Regions from separate parts of the Homo sapiens genome. Here regions 1 and 3 are each linked to region 2. A link is a loop called in an ENCODE intact Hi-C map of the cell type or tissue named here. Cell type or tissue: PC-9. All regions are shown on one strand.

Region 1 (8,000 bases), 230 kb before region 2:
CTGCACTTAGATCATAAATTTCTCATCAAGGCAATTTACTTCTGCAAAAGGGTGCTGCCTGTGTCCAAAGTGATTGCAAGAGCACATCACACAAAGGAGAGAAGAGGTTTTTATTCCTAAGGCAGCTCCTGCTTCTGTCTTTTCCCCATTGGCTGGAGTCAGACTGCACAATCTAAGCTAACCCAATTTGCTAAGTCTTAAACTTTTCCAAATGGGGTAAACATGAGATTTGCAAAGGAAGGAGGGGAGGGAGAGGAAGGGGTAGGGTTGACTTACAAAACAAGAAAGAAGGAAGTTTGAAACTGTTTCCAAATAAGGTAGTGAAATGAGAACTTTGAAGGCCAGGGTGATGAAAGGGGGAAGGAGGGAGACAGGAAGGGTGGATTTATGACCACATCACTTATGACCATAGAGTTGAGTTTTGAAGAGGAACTTATTTGTTCCAACAATAAGGTTCCTGGGTGGCATTGAACGTACAGTTGAGATTCATGATCATGAAACTAAAGCAAGAACTGGTTGGCCGGGTGCAGTGGCTCATGCCTGTAATCCCAGCACTTTGGGAGGCTGAGGTGGGTGGATCATGAGGTCAGGAGTTCAAGAACAGCCTGGCCAATATGCTGAAACCCCATCTCTACTAAAAATACAAAAATCAGCTGGGTATGGTGGCATGCACCTGTAATCCCAGCTACTCGGGAGGCCGAGGCAGGAGAATCACTTGAACCCGGGAGGCAGAGGTTGCAGTGAGCCAAGATTGCACCACTGCACTCCAGCCTGGGCAACAGAGTAAGACTCCATCTCAAAAAAATAATAATAATAATTTAAAAGAACCAGTCAACACAATTGTGTGCTATTGTCCAGCAATAATTATCTGCCCAAGTGAAGGAACAGAAGAGGCAGAGAATGGGATTTAATCAAGATTGCATGTTTGCTAGAGGAGTAAGCCATTGAAGAAAGGGCCTACAAAATTCATGGAATGTGCAAGAGGTGATTAGTATGAGGGACCATCTACTCTAACCTTAGTAAGGGAAATGAAAATGCAATAAAGTGCCTGATTGTGAAAATACACTAGGATCAAAGGATTAGAGGCCTTGTTGAGACTGAAGAATTTTTGGAGTGAAGACACTGGCATTAGAGATGTAGAGGATGGGAGGTGGTGGTCAGATATTGGGATACTGAAGTTGATTTTTAGTAATTACGCATTTAAGATGATGAATTGTTCATGTTATGGCCATGGTGATCAATAGTTTAGGTAGGATAAAAAAATATTTAAAGAGGTAGAGAAACTGAAACTCATATGCAAGATGGATCATCACGAGGTTGGGGAAATCTCAAAAAATTGAGTGGAGAGATGAGTTTTGAATAAGTGAGCCGTTAAATGCTTTGAAGGTGTGAAGACCATTTAATCTTCTTAAGAATTCTACATAAAATTCAAGAATTTGGCCAGACACGTCTGTAATCCTAGCACATTGGGAGACTGAGATCGGCATATCACCTGAGCCCAGGAGCTTGAGACCAGCCTGGGCAATATGATGAAACCCCGTCTCTACAAGAAAATACAAAAATTAACTGGGTGTGGTGACACATACATATGGTCCCTGCTACTCAGGGGGCCGAGGTGGGAGGATCACCTGAGCTGGGGGGATGTTGAGGCTGCAGTGAGCCACGATTGAGCCACTGCCCTCCAACCTGGGCAGTGAGAGAGGCCCTGACTCAAAAAAAAAAAAAAAAAAAAAAAAGAAATTCAGAAATTTTATCTCTACTTAAAGAAGAAGGTGTTTTGAATAATTGCCTGAAGTCATGCAAGGTAAGTGCTTCAGCTGGAGTTCGAACCTAAGTTTCTCTGACTCCAAAGCTTATTAAATTCTTTTTACTTTTTTTTTGAGACAGAGTCTTGCTCTGTCGCCCAGGCTGGAGTGCAGTGGCGCGATCTCGGCTCACTGCAAGCTCCACCTCCCGGGTTCACGCCATTCTTCTGCCTCAGCATCTCGAGTAGCTGGGAACACGGGCACCCACCACCACGCCTGGCTAATTTTTTGTATTTTTAGTAGAGACGGGATTTCACCATGTTAGCCAGGATGGTCTCGATCTCCTGACTTCGTGATCCGCCCGCCTCAGCCTCCCAAAGTGCTGGGATTACAGGCGTGAGCCACCGCGCCCAGCTTTAAATTCTTTCTCTGCCAGTATACATCTTCCATTTTTCATTGGTAAGACCAAGCAGAAGAGAGTTAAGGCATGATTCATGACACGCTCCAATAGTGAATTCTGAGCTCAGAAGAGAAAATAAATCTCAGCAAAAAAATATATATACATATTTATATAATATAAATATATATTATATATATATATAATAAAAATCCTGCTGAAATGCTTGGGGCAGGGGCAGGGCGGGGGTGGAATCAGACCCTAGAAATGTTTAATCTTGTGGATATCATTAATTTTTAGACACTATAGTAGAAATGTGAGTTAACTGCTCGGAGGGATAAATGAGGTTCTAGAAGTGAAAGTAAGTAATTGAGTCACAGAATCATAGAGCTGGAAGGGATCTTAGTAAATATTTCGTTCATTCATTTTCTGCTTAGAATACTGATACTCAAAAAAGTTAAGTGACTTGTGTAAATTCACAAAGCTAGGTGGTAATGTAAAGTCTAACCCAGGTAATGTAAGGACCACCAGCCCGTTCCATCACATAGACTGTGGTTTTTTCTTCCCACTCCAAAGGATTTTAAGTCTGAATTCTTGAGACTGTATTCCTTTCCTAGAAAGGGCATACTTCCCCAAAAGTTAAATGCACTGTGCTTGAGAGTCTTCTCCAAGGTGTATTTGGCATGACTGGTATTCATGTGGCCTCTTTATGCTCGATTTTTCTGATGGCTGGCCACCTCTTACATCCAGGAACAACCTACTTTGTAGAAACCATGACTGTAACCTGCTCTAAACCTGTGGTCAAATCTTGCCAGAGGCAACAGTCCTCTTCCTAATGGGATCTTTCCCATGACTCTGTTGAGGAACTGGAAAGTCCAGTTTCTGTGGTCAAGAGAGAAATCCTAATCATTGAGCACTAAAATGTGAGACCATAGAGGACCCTCACCGCTGATATTCGAAAGGCTGAAAATGCACTGTCTCAGCCTCCTCAGTGAAAGCAGACTCAGCAGATGAGTGTGTTCCTGTACCTTCCAGCTTTATGCTTTTCCTGTGGTTGACAGAAAGGAGCTGGAGTGGATTGGAGGAGAAGCTGAGATGGATTAGGAAACTACTTCCTTTTCTACAAGCTTACTTCAGGAATAGTCAATCAAGGCTCTTCAACGTGACTAAACATTGCGTTAAGCATCCTTTGGCTTGAAGACATCAGCTTTCTAAAATGAGGGCTATTAAGGCAAGTGGCTGTGTAGGGCCTCATGCATTATGAATTTGCTAGTCATGGATGAATACAAATTACCTTGCAATCAGGACACAGCTGGTAATTAGAAACAACTCTTCTTTTGATTCAATTAACCACCTGAAGAAATTAGGTTTTGATTTAGATTTGGGTTGGAATGCTGTAGTCCCCTTTAAAACAAGGAGAAAAATGGACAATTCTGAAGCGTAGAACATCTCTTCCAGATTTGCAACAGGGAAGTTCTCTCCATTATGGTTAAAAATCAATAAATTAAAAGAAAATGACCCACCATGTGTCATTGTTGTGAATAATTGCCATTGATCAGCTCAGGAGGGAGAATGGGGCAGAATAGCTTCCATTTCCGAAATCAGATCTTCCCCACAGTTGAGACAGCCTCCTGCTCTAACTGGTTTGACAAGAGGAGACTGACCTACGGTTGGGAAGCTGGCCAGTGATTACCCAGGGAGTAGGTAGCAGCTCAAAGGTGGAAACACAGAGGTCCTTATTTTCCAATCCACTGCACACTGCCTATAGCACACAACACCCACAGATGTGCAAAACGAAGGAGGAAATGTGTGACCTCTTCTGAACTGAATCTTGTTGTCCTCTCTGAGCTTAGGACTCTACTGAAATGCTAGATAGAAGCAGAATGTGTTCCCCCACCTCCACCCATGACAAGACAAGTGCTTTAATAAAATCTAAGAAATGTGGTCCACATCCCAGAAGAAAGGTGTTGCCTAGCAGCAGTGACCTTTAAAGAAAGGCCAGACAGACTTTTCCTAAAGGATTTTTAGGATATTGGGAGTCAAGTTTCCTGATGATTTATCTAAATATAGTACTGAGAATTTACCACCTGCATTATTGGAGGGAGCCTTTGAATACTCAGCCTCCAAAGATAAATATTAATAATAATGTCCAACACGTACTTGGTGCATTGTTTCACAAAGCATGGTACACATCCCTGTACAGATGCCACAGATGGTATGCAAAGTGATTTTAGGTACTATCTGATGAATATTTGTTATTTTATAGGTTATGTAATTGTTTTAAAATGTGTTTGAAAACGTAACCATTTCACCATTCATCAGATTGAATGAAGATAGACTGGGTGTGTGGGCTGAGGCAGGAGGATCACTTGAGCTCAGGAGTTCAAGGCTACAGTGAGCTATGATTGTACGATTGCAGCACTGCAATCTGGCCTGGGTGACAGAGCAAGACCCTGTCTCTCAAAGAAAATTTAAAAAATACAAAAAGAATAAACAGAGTTGATTAGGATGAAACTAAGTTTTAAGAAGTGATTTAAATAAACTCAGTTTTAATGTTTAACTAAAGAAGAGCCAGTTTTAAATATGGCTGACATTTTGCAAGGAATAATTTGGTGCTTGTTTTGTTCTAGGCACTTTGTACAGGATTGCAGTCTCTCCTTCATTCCTTGTTTTTCTGGAAACTCAGGCTAATCATATCTGTGAGTTGGTGAAATGGAACTTACTCGGGTTTTGTTTTTTTGTTTTTTTTGGTGTTTTTTTTGAGATGGAGTTTCACTCTTGTTGCCCAGGCTGGAGTGCAGTAGCGCAATCTCAGCTCACTGCAACCTCCACTTTCCAGGTTCAAGATATTCTCCTGCCTCAGCCTCCCAAGTAGCTGGAATTACAGGCATGTGCCACCATGCTCAGCTAATTTGTGTATTTTTAGTAGAGACAGGGTTTTGCCATGTTGACCAGGCTGGTCTCGAACTCCTGACCTCAGGTGATCCAACCACTTCGGCCTCCCAAAGTACTGGGATTATAGGCATGTGCCACGTGCCCGGCTAATTTTGTGTGTGTGTGTGTGTATATATATATATATATATATATACACAAAAATATATATATATATATATATATATATATATATATATATATATATATATATATACATATATTTTTTTTAGTAGAGACAGAGTTTCTCCATGTTGGTCAGGCTGGTCTCTAACTCTCGACCTCAGGTGATCCGCCCACCTTGGCTTCCCAAAGTGCTGGGATTACAGGCATGAGCCACCACGCCCGGCCTTGTTTTATTTTCTAAACACTTCACCCTTTGAATTAAATCCTCTTGGGATATGGAGTTTGCAGGATTACTGACAGACATATGAAATTCTCCTGCTTTAAACAGAAAGCTTTAGAATTATTTCAGGGTTGTGATAGATACCAATTCATGAAGACAGACAGTGTACATCTTTTCCCAACTCTGCATTCAGGGACAGTACATTGGTAGCTTGAAACTGGCCATCATGAGAGTATTTGCACCACAGATATTGGCAAATTCTATAAGTTAGGAACCAGTGGTGGTGGCATGGCCTGTAGTCCCAACTACTTGGGAGGCTGAGGTGGGAGAATCACTTGAGCCCAAAAGTTTGAGACCAGACTGGGCAACATAGCAATAATCCATCTCTTTAAAAAAAAAAAAGTGTTAAATTAGGGGTTGGTTTTTGCTTTTTCTGGAGAAAATATTTAACAACCCTGCTGTTAAGTATTTTACCAAATAAAGTTGTATTCAACCTGATCTTAAAGTCTACCTGCAACAGATTGCTAGGTCCCTACAGAACCAGAAACATCCACCTAACCATTAGCTATAAGTATGATAGCAGAAGAGTATTGCATGGGATAGGACCTTCATAAGGGGGCAGGATTTTAAAGTATCTCTTTATTTGTTTGTTTAAAATAATATTTATCCCTACCTTCCTTCCATTCATTCATTCATTCTTTTTAGTTCTTCAACTTTTCCTTCAAGCTCCAGGGTACATGTGCAGGATGTGCAGGTCTGTTACATAGGTAAACGTGTGCCATGGTGGTTTGCTGCACAGGTCATCCCATCACCTAGATGTTAAGCCCAGCATCCATTAGCTATTCTTCCTGATGCTCTCCCTCTCCTCACTCCATCCCCGAGAGGCCCCAGCGTGTGTTGTTCCCCACTATATGTCCGTGTGTCTTCTCATTCAGCTCCCACTTATAAGAGAGAACATGCGGTGTTTGGTTTTCTGTCAAAATATCTACTTTTGTTACATGGCTAAAAGTGAGCCATTGACTTTTTAAAGAGATGCCTGGCCAGTATATTTTTCAAATGCTACCAGAAAATCAATCTGTTCTCTACCCATTTATGCTACAAACCATTCTTAACACACTGTAACTAACTGAAATCTGATTCATAATAAACACCAGGCTAATATCAAAAGAGAAGAGAAGTGGAGATGTCACAAGAAGTCAATAAGCAAGCTAAAGATGGTGTGAAGGGGGAGGGGAATAATGTTGCTAGGCAACCATCCCTAGTAGTTAATTCACATGTGTAGATACGAGAGCCTTGTTTTCCTCAGCACCAGCTAGCCCCAGTGTTTCCCCACTACCTACTTTGATGTTTCTGTAACCTACCAGAAAGTATCTGTGGGGGTCCTTAAAGTCCAGGACCCAGGGGTCAGCCTGATTGGCTAACCCCTCTAGAGATTAGAACTTCAGAAGATGTGTAAGCATTCTGCTTCCCTTTTAGATTTATATTTGTGGCTTCCCACTTGACAAATACTACAATCTTGCATGCATAAGACTCATTACAGCAGGGCCGGCTAATTCCCCAGTGGACATTTCATCACTGATTTCGAGCACACACCATGGACTGATGGATTACACCTTCTGTGGCAAGGGTGATCAGATTGCATTGATTCCAAGCTGAGAAAGTCACAGTTCTCACTGGGCTTCACTATTGCAGGAAGTTGGCCACTGCACGGCCTCCACATTGTATGGCTCCAGGAAATATACTTTACATTGTTGTCTAGGCTAAAGATACACTGCACAGAAATTATCAATTCCCTCACAGATGAAGAAAGCAAGGGCCTTAGAGAAAGGTGACTTCAAGCTGTTTAACTCGCTAATAGCAGAACCAGGATTATACCTCAGGTCTCTGGGTCATAATCTTTCTAATACACTAAATTGCCTGCCATATGTTTTTATTTTATTTTATTTATGTATTCATTTATTTATTTTTGAGACAGAGTCTCACTGAAAATAGAAAAATTAGCCAGGCATGGTGGTGCATGCCTGTAATCCCAGCTACTCGGGATGCTGAGGCATGAGAATTGCTTGAATCCAGAAGGCGGAGTTTGCAGCGAGCCAAGATTGTGCCACTGCACAATTGTGCCTGGGCCACAGAACAAGACTCCATCTCAAAACAAAACAAAACAAAACAAAACAAAAAGGAAGAAGAAAATGGGCCAGGCACGTGACTCACACCTGTAGTCCCAACACTTTGGGAGGTCAGAGCAGGCAGATGGCTTGAGCCCAGGAGTTCAAGACCAGCTGGGGCTCAAGTCATCTGCCCACCATGTTTTACCATGTTTTTCTCTACAAAAAAACACAAAAATTAGCCAGACATGGCGGCATACACCTGCAGTCCAAGTTACTTGGGAGGCTGAGGTAGGAGGATTACCTGAGTCCAGGAGGTAGAGGCTGCAGTGAGCCATAGTCACACCACTGCACTCCGGCCTGGGCAACAGAGTGAGACCCTGTTGGAAGGAAGGAAGGAAGGAAGGAAGGAAGGAAGGAAGGAAGGAAGGAAGGAAGGAAGGAAGGAGGGAGAAGGCAAAGAAAGAGAAAGAAAG
Region 2 (8,000 bases):
ATAATATCATTCGAGTGTTTGCTGGCCTGAGAGTAGGCTGACTGTCCAGTCTTTGTGGGACAGTCCTGGACTCACAGATGAGAGCTTTACTGACAGAGGGTGATTCTCTGAGGAGACCAAGAGGGCCTCATTTCCTGGAGATCATCCAGAGGTTAGCAAACCATGGCCCACGGGCCATATCCCGCTGCTGGTCTTTGTAAATGAAGTCTTATTGGGACACAGCCATGCCCAAGGTTTGTATTGGCCCTGGCGGCTTCCACGCCAGGTGTCAGAGCTGAGCAGCTGTGACAGAGACCATATGGGCCACAGAGCCGAAACACCTACTTGCCTGGCCCTTGACGGAAAATGTTTGCTGACCGCTGGGGCTAGGATGTCGCCTCCCCGAATGCACTCATGTTACTGGGATGTCATTCCCTCCCCAGAAGTAATAGGTCTGATCTGTGCAGTGGGGGGCCCAGCTCTGTGCTTTCTCTGCAGGCCCAGTTATTACCAGTACTCCGCATGGGGTGAGGCCCCTTTCTAGGGCACCTGGTCACCCACCGCAAACGCACACACCATACCCACATCACCCTGCTGTGCCTGACTTGCTAGATCTTGTTGGCCATTGTCAAGCCCTGCCCAGCCATGCTTGGGCACAGGTTCCAGTTACTCCCTAATAGAGCATTTATATGCATTTTCAAGACGAAGAAATATTTTTGTCCTATGTGTGGCCTCATGAAAGACCCAGCCAGGCCATTATTGAAGATGCCAGCAGCTGACGCTGCTGATTCCCGCAGTGCGGGTTGGGGCTGCTGAAATGTGCGGCCCCCTCTGTAGGGTCCCTCCGTGAGCCGCGGGCCCCTCTGCCCTTGCCCACGACATCTGTATCAGTGGTCCCCGCCTGGCTCCTCCTCAGGTCCCTCCGTGCACCTCCTTGCTCTCCCGCTTGCCACCGCAGGAAAAGCGTCTTCTGTCCCCAGGCCCCTCCCACGGTGCCCAGAGCTAACCTCAGAGCCGCACCCGCAGCGCTCATTCTGCAGCCCCCTCAGTCACTCTGCACACACCGCACCCGCAGTCACTCCGCACACACCGGGGGCACAGTGAGAGCGGGGAGTCCAGAGGGACAAGACAGGCACGCGCCCCTCAGGAGACTTCTGGAAATGGGAGAGGGATGCTGACCTGAGAGTCATAGCCGTCAATTACAGTCACTGAATGGGACCGCGTGGTGACAGGAAGGAGTGGGTCCTGAGGGCGTGGACAGGGGCTGGGGGCGCCCCTGCGGGAGGCATTGCTGGAACCTGCAGGCCAGGCCCCGTCCTCAGCCGGACAGAGTCCCGGGAGGATCTCCCTGCCCTGTTCAGGACCGGAGCTCAGCGGCCTCCAGTGCCCTCCTGCGGTGGGAGCACAATGTCTGGAGCTGGCGTGGAGGCCCAGGAGATGGGAGGGTGAGCAGAGCTTGGTGGGCCCGGCCTTCCCCGCAGGGAACCGGGGCTTCCTCTCCCGTGGGCAGCCAGGGGAGGGTTCCGCAGGGCCGGGGAGACCCTCCAGACTGGAGGGCATTACTGGGGGCGTCGCCCTCAGAAACGTGACCACACCACATCCCTCGGTTTAAGTTTCCTAGCAGCCACATGGAAGAAGGAAAAAGAAACAGGAAATGAATTTCAATAATATATTAGCACAAGATATGCAAATATTATCATACCTGTCAATAAATTTATTGATTGATTTATTATTTGTATATATTCATAGGGTACAAGTGCAATTTTCTCCACTGGTATATTACACTGGGGTGAAGTCAGGGTCTTCAGTGTGTCCATCACTGGAGCAAAGCACATTGTACCCATCAAACAAACTCCCATCCTCCACGCGCTTCCCTCCCCTTCACCCCTCCAAGTCCCCGTTGTCCATCATTCCACACTCTTCTTCCCTGTGTACACATCATTTAGTGCCCACTTTAAGTGACAGCATGTGATATTTGGTTTTCTGTGTCTCAGTTGTTTCACTTAGCATAACGGCCTCCATTTCCATCCATGTTGCTACAAAGGACATGATTTCCTTCTCTTTTTTCTTTATTTTTTATTTTTTTGTTTTTGTTTCTGTTTTTTGAGACAGAGTCTCGCTCTTCGCCAGGCTGGAATGCAGTGAGGCAATCTCGGCTCACTGCAACCTCTGCCTCCCAGGTTCAAGTGATTCTCCTGCCTCAGCCTCCCAAGTAGCTGGGACTACAGGTGCAAGCCACCATGCCCATTTTTGTATTTTTAGTAGAGACGGGGTTTCACCATGTTGGCCAGGATGGTCTGGATCTCCTGACCTTGTGATCTGCCCACCTTGGCCTCCCAAAGTGCTGGGATTACAGGCGTGAGCCACCACGCCCAGGCTGATTTCCTTTTCTTAATGGCCAAGTAGTATTCCATTGTGTATATATACCACAATTTTTAAGTCCAGTCCTCTGTCGGTGGACACTTAGTTTGATTCCCTACCTTTGCTACTGTGAGTAGTCCTGCAGTGAACATACAAGTGCAGGTATGTTTTTGACATAATGATTTATTTTCCTTCAGGTAGATACCCAGTAGTAGGGTTGCTGGAATGAATGGGAGTTCTATTTTTAGTCATTTGAGAAGTTGCTGTGCGTAATTTCTCTATGTTTTCCATAGAGGTTGTACTAATTTACATACCCACCAACAATGTATAAAAGTTCCCCTTTCTCTGCATCCTCTCCAACATCTGTTATTTTTTGACTTTTTAATAATGGCCATTCTGATTGGTGTTAAGGTGATACTCATTGTGGTTTTAACTTGCATGTCTCTGATGATTGGTGATGTTGAACATGCTTTTCATGTTTGTGGGCTTTCTGTCTTCTTTTGAAAAATGTCTCTTCATGTCCTTAGCCCACTTTTAAGTGGGATTATTTTGGGGTTTTTGTTGTTCTTGTTGAGTTGTTTGAGTTCCTGGTACATTCTGGATGTTAGTTCCCTGTCGAATGTAGAGTTTGCGAATATTTTCTCTCATTCTGCAAGTTGTCTGTTCACTCTGTTGATTATTTCTTTTGCTGTGCAGAAGCTTTTAGTTTAAGTCCTGTTCGTCTATTTTTAGTTATGTTCCGTATGCTTTTGAGGTCTTAGTCATGAATTATTTGCCTAGACCCATGTTTAGAAAGTTTTCCCTGAGTTTTCCTTCAGTATTTTTATAATTTAAGATCTTCCATTTAAGTCTTTAATCTATCTTGAGTTGACTTCTGCAAATGGTGAGAGAGAAGGATACAGTTTCATTTTTCTGCAAATAGATATCCAACTTTCCCAACACTCTTTATTGAAAAGGGTGTCCTTTTTCCAGTGTATGTTCTTATCAGTTTTGTCAGAGAACAGTTGGCTGTAAGCATGTGGCTATATGTTTCTGGGTTCCCTATTCTGTTCTATTCCATTATCTGTTTTTATGTGGGTACCATGCTGTTTTGGTTGCTATAGCCATCTAGTGTAATTTGAAATTAGGCAATATGATGTCTCCAGCTTTGCTCTTTTTGCTTAGGATTGCTTTGGCTATTTAGGACCTTTTGTGGTTTCATATGAACTTTAGAGTTGTTATTTCTAATTCTGTGAAAAATGAGGTGAGTATTTTGATGGAGATTGCATTGAATCTGTAGATTGTTTCAGGCAGTATGGTCATTTTAACAATATTAATTCTTCCCATCCGTGAGCACAGGATGTTTTTCCATTTGTTTGTGTCATCTATAATTTGTTTCATTAGTGTTTTTTAGTTTGCCTTGTAGAGATCTTTCACCTCCTTGGTTAAATATATTCCTAGTTTTTTTTTTTTTTTTTTTTTTTTTGGTAGCTATTGTAAATGGGATTGCCTTCCTGATTTGGGGCTGGATCGTCATTGGTATATAGGAACTCTAATGATTTCTGTATGTTAATTTTGTATTCTGAAATTTTACTGAATTAATTTATTAACTCAGAATTTTTTGGTGACATCCTCAGGGTTTTCTAGATATAAAATCATATCATCAGTGAACAGGGATAATTTGACTTCCTCTTTTCCAATTTGGATGCCTCTATTCCTCTTGCCTAGTTGATCTGGCGAGGACTTCCAGTATTCTTAAATTATTGAGATTTTTCACATTCTTTGGTTTATACAAAGCTTTCCTTCTGTGCCCTCACAGCGCATCCTTACTCCCCAGGTTTCAAGCTGAGTCAAGGCCTAGGGAGGGGCCTCTGGTCTTCCTGGAAGGCCCAGCACCTACGCCTTCCTCCTACCCTCCAGAAGCAATTCCATCCTCCTCTCCTTCAGAACCACCCTTGACCACCAGCGCCCCCTGCTGCCACCTTCCCTCTCCGCTGAGTCCTCAGCCAGGGGGACCTGAACAAGTCTGCACGTCCTGTCCCCACTTTGTCCTTGCCTCCCCTACTCCTGCACCCTCCACTGTCTTGCCTTCCGTTCCACGTAACCCTCAGCAGAGTCCCCACTCACCTCCTGACAGCTTTCCTTCTAAACTGTCTTACTATAAAAGAAAGCATAGATAGAAAAAAGCACATAAACCAATATAAAGCTTAGTGGGTTTCCATAAGACAAACACCTTTGAATTCCACGCAGGTCAAGAATAGAACTTTCCCAGCCACCCCAAAGGCCCCATGAACCTGGCCCAGCTGTTGCCTCCGCTCCCGCCCACTGTGAGCCCCTCCCTGATTTGAAGCCAGCTCTTCCTTTTGCTTCCTTGTTATCTTTCCACCCAAGCCCCAGCTGCTGCCCCTAAGCCTCTTTCACTGGATATCCCCAGGACTGGGCACCCTTGGCACGCCCTGACAATCCTGCCTGGGCTGAGAAAGTCCCCGCGTCCTGCTTCTCCCTAGGCCTCTGCTTCCTGCTGGTCCATCTTCTCCCTCTCCATCCCCCTGGCCCTCTCTGGCCCCCAGACTTGCAGCTGTCCAACACTGAGGCCCATGCTCAGGTCTCTGGTCCCTGCTTGCCCCTGAGTGCCAGCCTCACACAGCACCTTCAGAGGCCCTCGGCCCCCCCACACCAGGGTCCCTCCCTCCAGTTCTGTGCTTCCTCCTCCCCAGTGTTCAGCCTCTGCAAAGGGCTTCCGCATCTGTCTGTCACTCTGCCCAGGATCATGGAAACCCTTCTTACTCTCTCCTCACCTATTTGCATCTAGCCGGCAGCCTACTAAGTCTCCTCCCACTTCTCCATGACCACGAAGCACCCGCCTCTCCAGCCCCCACCTGGTTAAGGGCGTCACCCTTAACCTTAGTCTCCTCCAGACCAGTCGGACTCTTCACCCACCCCTGCACTGTAGCCTCCTGCCCCTTGGGACCAGTCCATCCCAGCCCCACGTTTATCTTTCTAGAAATGCCAGCCACTCAGTGGGCTCCACTTTCACCTCCACCTGGGGCTCCTCTGCCTTCAGGATGTGAACTCTGCAGCCTCTGCCCAGCCTCCCCTTCCCCTCTTCTCCCCTTCAGTTGTGGCTGGGTCCTGGGAAGCCCCTGCCGGCTCCCCCATCATGGAGTTGTCACCTGCTGTTCTTTCACCCTGGAGCTCCCCTTTCCCCCTTCACCCCCTGCGCATAGTGTGCCCACAGCATCAGCACACACAGGCACACATCTCTCTGCCCACTTCTGCCCTGAGGGTACCTGATGGCGCTCTGCCTTCAGAGAGAGACTTGGAATGCCCGCTACGGGCATGTGGGCACACAGCCCATAACATTCGGGGAAGACTCCGTGGCACCCACTCCTCCTCATCCATCAACATTCACCTCCAGCCCAGGAAACCTCCTCTGTTCCAGCCTCTCCGGTGTGTGTGATTTGCCCCTGTGGGCTGGTAGTCCCTTCGCCTTCCTTGCTCTATTGGAATCGTATCCGGATTTCTCCTAGCAGGAGTGAGCCCTTGGGCAGGAATCACTGGGAATTCATTGCTGCCTCCTAAGTGGGCTCCCTGCTTCCACCCTTACCTGTCCACAGCCTGGTCCCCACGCAGCCGCCTGGTCAGACGTAAGTGAGATCTCATCCTCCTTGCTCAGATGCTCTAGCAACTTCTCATGGGAATCAGAGCCCTTCAAATGGGGGCTTCCCCAAGGATCTGCCCCTGACATTGCCTCCCTGACCCCCATCTCCTGTTCCGCCTCCTCCCGTCTCCCTCCACATCAGCCCCATGAGCTTCCTTGATGTTCTTCAAAAGTGCTGGCCATCCACCGCCCGGGGGCCTTTGCACTTGCTATTCTTGGGCCTGAGTGGCTCTTCCCCAGGTATCCATGTGATTTGGTCTCTCACCTTCTGCAGGTTTTGACTCGAGCTTCACCTTCTCAGGGAGGCCTTTCTGGACCACCCTATTTTAAATCCTATCCCTCCCCCACCCCCAGGACTGCCCCTCATCTCCCCTGCCCCATTTTTCTTCATAGCACCTATCACCACCTGACCTACTGTATTTTACTCACCTATTTGTTTCTTGTTGGCTCTCCCCACTAGATTCTGGATCCCATGAAAATAGGGACTTTTGTTGGTTTTATTCACTGCTGTATCCATAGCCCTGTGCATAATACGCACTCAGTAAATACCTGCTAGATGAAAGTATGAAGGAAGGAAGGAAAAAATGAATGGCACCATAGTCCAGGCAGGACATGGAGTGTTTGTTGACCGAGTGCTAAGTAGATGAGCCCTTATAATTCTGTAGGTTAACAAAAAATCCATATTTTCCCCAACACTATCTAAAGATGTTTAAATGACTGTGCACATTCTTTCAGATCATCTTTTCACTGGGGATACACAAATAGGTTTCCCTGTCAATGCTTGCCCCAGTTGAAACCCCATCTGTTCCTTTGCGAAGCATATTACACGTGTCACTAGAAGTCATGACTGTGAGCATTTCCCCAGACGTCAATAAGCAGCATGTCTGTGAAGGGCAGGCTCCTAAAACTGGCTGGCCTGTGGGGCTCCGGCTTCTTGAACACAATAAGTGAAGTGGCCTTTCACCTTTCCATGGATTTCTTTCTATGTCATGGGGCCAACTTGGGAATCACTGCCCACAGTCTAGAATGTAGTGTTGTGGGCTGCTGGTGCACAAGAGACACCGTGATTTCTGGACCCAACTCACCCTTCTGCAGCCACTTGGTCCCCAGGGCTCACGTTGAGATGATGGACAGCTGAGTGCTGAGACACTTGGCCATCTTTCTATATCTTTTCAATGCATGCACTTCATTGAGTCCATGAGCCCTGTTGGTAAGGAGGAGGGCAGCAAGTGTAAGTGTTGCTTTTGCAGCCTCCGTCGGGGTGTCCAGTAGAGCCAAGACCAAAATGCAGAGATCTGACTTCTGCCCCTTTCCCTCTCAGACAGAAGGCCAGGTAGTTAGGGCAATTCTCAGCTCTTCTGTGAATAATTTCCAACACTGCTTGCTTCTTCTGTGCCTGGCACTGTGCTGGTTCTTTCCATTTGGTTTTCTCTCACCTGCTCAAGAACCTGTGCAGGGAGGGTGCCATTTTCCATCTTGCAGATGAGGAAACCCAGGCTTGGGAAGGCTGAGTGACCCACCACATAGCCGGTGAGGGGTGGGTTCAGGACTTCAAACTGGGTCTTCTCCCAACTTCAAACTGTCTCCTGCACTGCCAGGCATTTCTGTTGAAAGTCTGAATAGTGTCCTTTAGAGCAACATGTTTTGCAAGCTGTAAAGTGCAGTGCAAATGTGAGGAAACATTTTTATTTTATATATATATATGTTTTTGTTTTTGTTTTTTTTTTTTTTGAGATGGAGTCTCATTCTGTCACCCAGGCTGGAGTGCAGTGGCACGATCTTGGCTCACTGCAACCTCTGCCTCCCAGGTTCAAGCGATTCTTATGTCTCAGCCTCCTGAGTATCTGGAATTACAGGCATGCACCACCACACCTGGCTGATTTTTGTATTTTTAGTAAAGACGGGGTTTCACCATGTTGGGCAGGCTGGTCTCAAACTTCTGACCTCAGATGATCCACCCACCTCAGCCTCCCAAAATGCTAGGATTACAGGCATGAGCCACCATGCCTGGCTGTGAGGA
Region 3 (8,000 bases), 330 kb before region 2:
CATGCCTGTAATCCCAGCACTTTTGGAGGCTGAGGAGGGTGGATTGCTTGAGCTCAGGAATTCGAGACAAGCCTGGGCAACATGGTGAGACCACATCTCTACTAAAAATACAAAAAATTAGCTGGTGTGGTGGTGCATGCCTGTGGTCCCAGCTACCCTGGAGGCTGAGGTGGGAGGATGGTTTAAGACCAAGGTGCAGTGAACCGAGATCACACCACTGGATTTCAGCCTGGGTCACAGAGCGAGACCTTGTCACACAAAAAAAAGAATCTCCTGCAGACTTCTAACCTTCACGTGCTGTGGGCCTGTGTCCACACCTCCACTTATTTCTCCCAGGCAGCTTGGCCTCTGTCAACCCTTATGTCCACCTTTCAAAGAAAGGTCCCACAGCCCTTTCATTTGGATCCCTTGGAACTCCAATCTTTCCTTTATGCCCCAGGACCTGTCCTCCGCTAAGAGTCACAGCACTCTCAAGTGAGGCTGCAGGACTAGGAGGAGGTGATGTTGGGGTGCCCTGCCCTGGGGGAGGCACAGCCCCACACCGAAGCACACCCATGCTCCCCTCCTTCACCCAGATCCCTGCTGCTTCACCTGCTACACCCACCACTCTTCAGAGGTCCTATTGCTATCTGACATTGTCTTGGGTATTTACCCATTCTAGTTTTTATTGCCTGTCCCCTCTCATGCCCCGTGGAAATGGCGATTGCTTGTCTATTTGTTGTCAGGTATCTCCAACGCATCATGTGGCACATAGTAGATGTTCAATTAGTATAGTCATCCTTTGCTTAAAGATGGTGATACATTCCAAGAAGTGTGTTGCAAGGCAATTTCATCATTGTGTGAACGTCATAGCATGTACTTATGCAAACCTAGATGGCACGGCCTACCACACACCTAGGTTATATGGTACAGTTTATTCCTTCTAGGCTACAAACCTGTACTGCAGGTGACTATGCAGAATACTGTAGGAAACTATAACACGATGGAAGGTATTCATGTATCTAAACATATCTAAGCATAGGAAGGGTATAGTAAAAAATGTGGCATGAAAGATTTTTAAAAAGTGGTACACCTGTATAAGGCAGGCCTGCCTATGAAAACCTTGTGGGACCACCATCATATATTCAGTCCATCATCAACCGAAATGTCCTTAAGGGGCACATGACTGTATATGTTTAATCAATTACTATTTATTCCTCCTTTGTGGTGGATTTTCTTTCAGGAATTCAATGGTTTTATCCTACAGACCATCAGGGGCTCTCTATGCCTATATAGTCTTCCCAGTCTAGTGTAAACCAAGGGAAGTGTCAGGGAATCTTAGTGTCCCTTGACATGCTGGGGCTCCCAGGGCACTCCATGAATAAATAGAAAGCGGTTGTGTCCAGGATATGCAGAGGACTCTGGGGAAAGTATGAATCATCAGGCCCTGATAGTTTGAAAGTGACCTTTCACACCCTGCCAAGACACTGCATTACCGAAGAAGAGGTAATTGATGGCACAAAGCAATAGATGGTGCCCGATAGAATGGATTACAAGAGGATAGACCATAAACCTCAGCCATGATGCCTAACAAGGAATGTTCTCAGAACTCTGTAGGCCCAATCTCAGAACAAGTGAATTAGAATATCTAAATCAAAGGCTAAAATGCGCTTAGAAAATGCTTGCCAAGTGAAATGACATGATTCACTTCGGGTTAAGAACTATTGGCCTAGGCCGGGCATGGTGGCTCACGCCTGTAATCTCAGCACTTTGGGAGGCCAAGGCGGGTGGATCACTTGAGGTCAAGAGTTCGAGACCAGCCTGGCCCGCATGGTGAAACCCCATCTTTACTTAAAATACAAAATTTAGCCAGGTATAGTGGCACATGCCTGTAATCCCAGCTACTTGGGAGGTTGAGGCAGGAGATTGCTTGAACCCTGGAGGTGGAAGTTGCAAAAAAAAAAAAAAAAAGGAAAAAAACTACTGACCTAAAGAAATAAAAATTCCTTTTTGATTAGAAGGGGCTAATATTGTTTTGGTGTAGGTACTGGATTGGCAAGAAGGCTGTCCTGCATAAATTCATGTCTTTACAATAGGCTCCTATTAAAATGCACCAGCTTCTCCCAGTCTCCTTGCCTTTATCTTCTAAGGAGGTTATAATGCAAAACCAAACATCAACCAATCTTAGTTTGGTCAAGTCAGGAAAGAAACAGCAGGAGAGAAATAATACAGAGGCTGCATTATTTGCTTTCCAAGTTATTATCCAAACTATGAAATATTTGCATTTTGGGGACTAATAAAAATAACATAATAAAATGAAGATAATATCTTTAATGCTATCATCTTCCAATAGCTTTGTTATTGAGAAATACTGGTGTGTTTTTCTATTTGCATTTCCAAGTATATACTCACTCAATCTGCCAGAAGCATCCATTTGCCTCTAAGAGGATTTAGAATAATTACATCAGGAATGCACAAAAGGAGTTGATTTTTCTGCTTTGACTACACAAATTGTATTTTTGTGTCTCTAGAAATAGGATCGTTTTGACAATTCTGAAGAATCTAAGTGAAGCTTGGCAATACTGATTCTGCTGCTTTGCTGTAAGTCATAGGATAGAAAGAATGCAAGATGTGCCGGGCATGGTGGCTCATGCCTGTAATCCCAGCAATTTGGGAGGCCAAGGCAGGCAGATCATGAGGTCAGGAGTTCAAGACCAGCCTGGCCAATATGGTGAAACCCCGTATCTACTAAAAATATAAAAATTAGCTGGGCGTGGTGGCGCACACATGTAATCTCAGCTTCTCAGGAGGGTGAGGCAGAAGAATCACTTGAACCCAGGAGGCTGAGGTTGCAGTGAGCCAAGACTGTGCCACTGCACTCCAGCCTGGGCAACAGAGCGAGACTCCATCTCAAAAAAAAAAAAGAAAGAAAGAATGCAAGATGTGATGAAAGGAAAACTTCTGATATACAGAAAGGAGAAGAACCTTCCTCTTCTAGCCCAGATGGAACATGGGAGGGAAGAGAGAAAAACAGAGTGAAGAGGTTGGTTGCCAATGTCTTTGATATCTATCCCTTTCTGCGACCTTAGGGTAAACTTGGAAACTCCCAAGCCTGTCTTTGGGAAGTGGGTCTTTGGTATACCCTCACATCCAACATGGCAGGACTAGCAATGGTGAATAAGATATCTACGTAGACATCCTGAGAAAATGTTACTGGTGCCCCAGAGCCTATGCATGGTCTGCAGAAGATCCACAAACGTGTCCTCAAAGGTTCTGAGATTAGCTGTGCTGACCAAAGATCACAAAGCTATGGGGTCTGTGGAACATGGGGACTCATGACCCCTACCTGACATGCAGCCAGAAGGGACCAGCTGCACACAACAAGCTCCATGCAGAGACCCATAGAAGGCCCAGCCCATCTGCAACTAGCAGATGAAGGACTGGTGCTCAGGGACACAGTATCTCCTCCCACCACCCCAAGGTTATGTCACTTCTTTCATGCAGCCAGATGCCATCTAGCGGGGTGAGGAAAACAGCAAGAAATCTGAAATACTGAGATAGTTGAGAAACAGGCTCTCTCTCTCTCTCCTGGGTTTTTCTCCACCCCCAGCACATGAAAGAATTGTAAGGAAATTTAGATGATTGATAATAAACTATAAAATATAAAATCTGGATTATCATTATATATTTTATGGTGATGGGTAGATTTCCATACTCGCCACAATTACTAGCCTTTCCTAAATTAGGACATTTTCTGGAATGTTCTTCTAATAAAAACTAAGTCATTATCATTATACTTAGATTTTATAACCAAGAATTCCAAAGTCATATTACCAGTCTACTACGCTTTCCCAATGAATCCATCCTGTAAGTCTAATTTCTAAATACACTTGTTGTCCACAAGGTGGCCCTAGAAGCAATAGAATACAGTTCACCTCCAGAGCAGCCCGACCGCTAAAAGGACTCAATCCTTTTTGTTTTCCCATTTATGAGCAATTAACGGAGTGAGAACAGAAAAAAAAAGAGCACAATTAAACATTGTACTAATAAACTGATAACGCGTCTTCAGTGTTTGTTTTTACCAAACAGAGCAGAACTATGAATCATGCGGCCGCGGAACTGCACACCTTGGCTGTGTATGGCACCGAGGCACCTTGCGTTACCTCCGAGGATGTCTGCCAATTTTTTAAACATGCAAAACCATAGTGTCAGTAAAAGAAAAGTTCCCAGAAGACTCGCAATTGTGCAAATGGGGGGGGAAAAAAAACAAACAGGCATCAGCCATCACAAAATTCCAGATTGCCAGATTCCTTGATTGTGGCTTTTAAGCAAAACACAGCCAGCTGCCTGTATTTAACGTTAATTGTTAAGCTCCAAGTCTCAGCCAATCATTTTACTTCTGAGCTGGCGCTGTAACAGCAACACAAATATGAAACTCTCTCCCTGACCCAGTTTAGTGTGGGGGGGAGGGGGGAAGGAGACAATGAATAATTAATTCTGGGATTTGGTCAGCTTTCCTGTGAAGAACACATCGCTAGCTTCCTAAAGCAAAACAACATCTGTGCCTGAAAACTTCTCTTGCGTCTTCAAGATGAGCTGATGGTGTGTTTATAAACCCCGTAAAAATCCACCTCTTATCTCTTCTCCCCACCAAAGAGCCATGTTCGCACTTTAAGGAGTGAGTCTTCTGTTTATGATTGGCTAGAGGGGTGGCCACCTTTCTCATGTGGTCCTCTGCTGAGAACTCACTCGGCTGATGATTTCCCTGTTCTTGACCCTTTGTGTGATTTGAAGGTTTCTCGCTCCTCCCAGATTGCTAACAGCGCCAAGTATCTAGTCTCCTATTTTTCCTCGGGGGATGGATACCTTAGCCTCCTTTCTCGGTCTGGAATGCAAAGAACGCAGCTTCATTTGAGTGAATGGAGAATTCTTTGTAGGCAGAAACGATCTCTCACTCCTCTCTCATATTCCTGTTCAATCTTTCTATCTCATAAACCATAAACGACAGGCAGATGTCTAAAAAAGCATCTGGTTTTTAGAATCCCCCCAGTCACCGGACCTGGGGGGAGGTGTCCTCCTCCAGAGCACACCGAGCAATCTCCCGCAACCAATCTGACTTTTTGAGTCTGGCTTTGAGGTCTTGTTGCCAGAAAAGGGAGTCCTGAATCCAGACCCCAAGAGGGTTCTTGGATCTCACGCAGGAAACAATGTAAGGCGGGTCGCAGAGTGCAGTGAGAAGAGAGAGTTGATTGAAAGATACGCAGTTACAGAGTAGGGATCCTCAGAAAGCAAGAGGAGGAACGCTTCATCTTTGTTTTGTTTTTCTTACATGGGGGTCTTTTCTATGCAAAAGATAAGCTATGTCTCTGTGCAGGTGGGCTGACAGCATGGCAAAATTGCTTATTTTTTGCTGACTCAAAGAAAACTCTCCTAGTCATATAGTGTGTAAATACATCAAATCATACGTGTAATTACCTTAGAAGCATGCATTGTTATGGATATTGGGACATCTGGACATTCCATTGTCATAGGAGTGTGTCCTTGCAGGTATCATCAAGCTGTTTTCTGAACTGTAAACATCTTAGGGCTGTGGGTTGTGACCAGCAAGGAATGTGCCTTATTAGTGTCAAGATGGAGCTGAACTTCAAATGACGTGACTCTGACTCTCCTATGCTCTTGTTTCCCTAACAGTCTGACAAGGTTAACCTTCAAGGACTGCATCAGGAATTGGTCACAGTGCTTAGCAACAGGTTCTCTTCACTCTTGTCATTTACATATAGACGACAGCTAATATTCAAATCCGTGTAGGCAAACCCACAGTTGATTAAATTAAATCTCTTCTCTAGCTTGATTTGCATAACTTGAAATAATCAGAATAGAGAGTGAATGCATAATTGAAAAGAGAAAATACGTACTGCAGCTATTTGAAACTAGATGTCGTTGAATTAAGCTTGTAAATTCTGATAGTACTGAATGTACAACTGTTCTAGGCTAACTTTACATTTGAAATGTTAAGAAATGTGAGTTGTGAACTGGAAAGTTAATTAACAAACAAAATCTTAGAATATTGCACTTTGTTATGGCAGCCCTAGAAATAAACAAAATTTAAGAGAAAAAAGAAATTTTTTGACTAACAATAACAACATTTTAAGTTGTTTTTTTTTTTTTTTTTTTGAGACGGAGTTTTGCCCAGGCTAGAGAGCAGTGGCGCAATCTCCACTCACTGCAACCTCCGCCTTCCGGTTTCAAGCAAGTCTCCTGCCTCAGCCTCCAAAGTCACTGGGATTACAGGCACCCGCCACCACGCCCAGCTAATTTTTTTGTATTTTTAGTAGAGACCAGGTTTCACCATGTTGGTCAGGCTGGTCTCAAACTGCTGACCTTGTGATCCACCCACCTGGGTCTCCCAAAGTGCTGGGATTACAGGCATGAGCCACCATGCCCGGCCCCAACATTTTAAATTTTTTAAGAGAAAAACTGTCGAGCAAATGACCTGAATAGTTTGCTGGCACTATTTTACAAGAAAACAGAAGCAGTTCCTGCATACCATGTTCTATTCTAACTCTTGCAAGGAAAAGAATTTAGCCAGTGTTTCCTTTATTTTAGAGCAAAATCTACTCACTGTAAGATCTTCCCCATTACTGCACCCAGACTCCCAGTTCTCTTTCTTTATGGCCCATATAGGACCCTCACACCTCCACCCACTACCCGCATTGCCTTTATGAAAAAGCAGACCCTGATCTGGCTGGGCTCAGTGGCTCACGCCTGTAATCCCAGCACTTTGGAAGGCCAAGGCAGCCAGATCAGGAGGCCAAGAGAGCGAGACTACCCTGGCCAACATGGTGAAACCTCCACTAAAAATACAAAAATTAGCCGGGCATGGTGGCTCAAGCCTGTAGTCCAAGCTCCTCGGGAGGCTGAGGCAGGAGAATCGCTTGAACCCAGGAGGCAGAGGTTGCAGTGAGCCGAGATTGTGCCACTGCCTGCCAGCCTAGTGACAGAGCAAGATTCCATCTCAAAAAAAAAAAAAAAGCAAAGCCTGAAGAAACAAAAATCCACCATGCACCGCAAAGACAGAGAGACCCTGCTGCTAAGCAATGTCACTTTGTAGACCAGGCACAAGCAGTCCTTCATTTTGTTAATTTCACCTTGCCTTGCTGTTCCCATCACCTGGGGTATCAAAAAGAGAAAGGAAAAAAGCAAGTGGGCGTGGCAACAATAACTTGGATCCCTAGAGTATACACCTCCCACCCCCTCACCCCCAATACTTCCCATTTAATTCTCAAAAGCAGAGGCAGCACCAGGCCTAGGCCATGCACCCCGGCTCTAGCAAAAGCAGAAAGCACTACAGATGAGGTCAATCTGAGAGGCAGTCTTCATCCCGGCCTCAGGCATGGTTATAAAATGTTTGCAATTTGGAAAACGTGGATCACTGATGTGTAGCAAGGGCAATAAATGCTTTTCTCCCACAGTTGTTGTGGAGCTCCATTCTCCCAGCCAACCCTGAGCAGACTTGCTCCTTCCCTAGGATGACAGTATTCTTTCGTCACAGAATGTCTATAAGAATGAATGTGCAGAGTACATTTTTTAAGGTAAATGCCCTAAATGTGTGGTTGAAATCAACATTTTCAAGCTGTCAAAAATAAGAGATAAGTTGTTCAAGTTTAAGAGTAAACAAGGATTTATAACAACATTAGTGAGAACTTCCTTTCTATTGCCTTACATTAAGTCAAACAGTGATCATTTTATTCAATATCCACCTCACTTAAGGAGATAGGAATGATTGCTCCTTCTTTTTTACAGATGAGAAAACTGAGACTTCATCAGGTGAAGCAACTTGTCCAAGGACATGCCACTAGAAAGAAGTGACCTATGATTCAAGCCCAGGCAATCTATTACAGAAAGCCCCACTCTTCACTGCCCCACTGTGCTGTCTTCCAAAGAGCATGAATAACTAGACTGGATATTTACAGACTGTTTTTCTTTAACAGGCAAGATGGACAAAACTGTTCAGAAGTGGT

What was found. Peaks named below come from ENCODE experiments on the same cell type or tissue, not always from the same donor. Only the 100,000 strongest peaks of a DNase experiment are listed, where the experiment ranks them.
Region 1: it touches region 2 in a loop (4-fold over the local background); 2 of 110 quality-filtered maps call a loop at or near these places.
Region 3: a loop joins it to region 2, with 14 times the contacts of the local background. A loop is called at or near these places in 99 of 110 quality-filtered maps.

Annotation. Positions count from the first base shown.
Region 1 is chr9:87,425,050-87,433,049 of GRCh38, forward strand. No RefSeq gene overlaps it. Among named protein-coding and RNA genes, the nearest start is that of DAPK1, 69 kb to the right of the region's middle. In PC-9, no CTCF peak of the experiment used is centred here; DNase peaks (open chromatin) are centred at 2,952, 3,292 and 3,802; H3K4me3 peaks cover 1,375 bases; H3K27ac peaks cover 2,315 bases.
Region 2 is chr9:87,658,781-87,666,780 of GRCh38, forward strand. All of the region lies in intron 18 of DAPK1 (death associated protein kinase 1), which reads left to right. Among named protein-coding and RNA genes, the nearest start is that of CTSL, 63 kb to the right of the region's middle. In PC-9, CTCF peaks have their summits at 4,298 (motif pointing left) and 4,500; a DNase peak (open chromatin) is centred at 4,211.
Region 3 is chr9:87,333,154-87,341,153 of GRCh38, forward strand. No RefSeq gene overlaps it. Among named protein-coding and RNA genes, the nearest start is that of DAPK1, 160 kb to the right of the region's middle. RefSeq lists a silencer at 3,315-3,484. In PC-9, a CTCF peak has its summit at 3,903 (motif pointing right); DNase peaks (open chromatin) are centred at 3,968, 4,808 and 5,548; H3K4me3 peaks cover 1,365 bases; H3K27ac peaks cover 1,238 bases.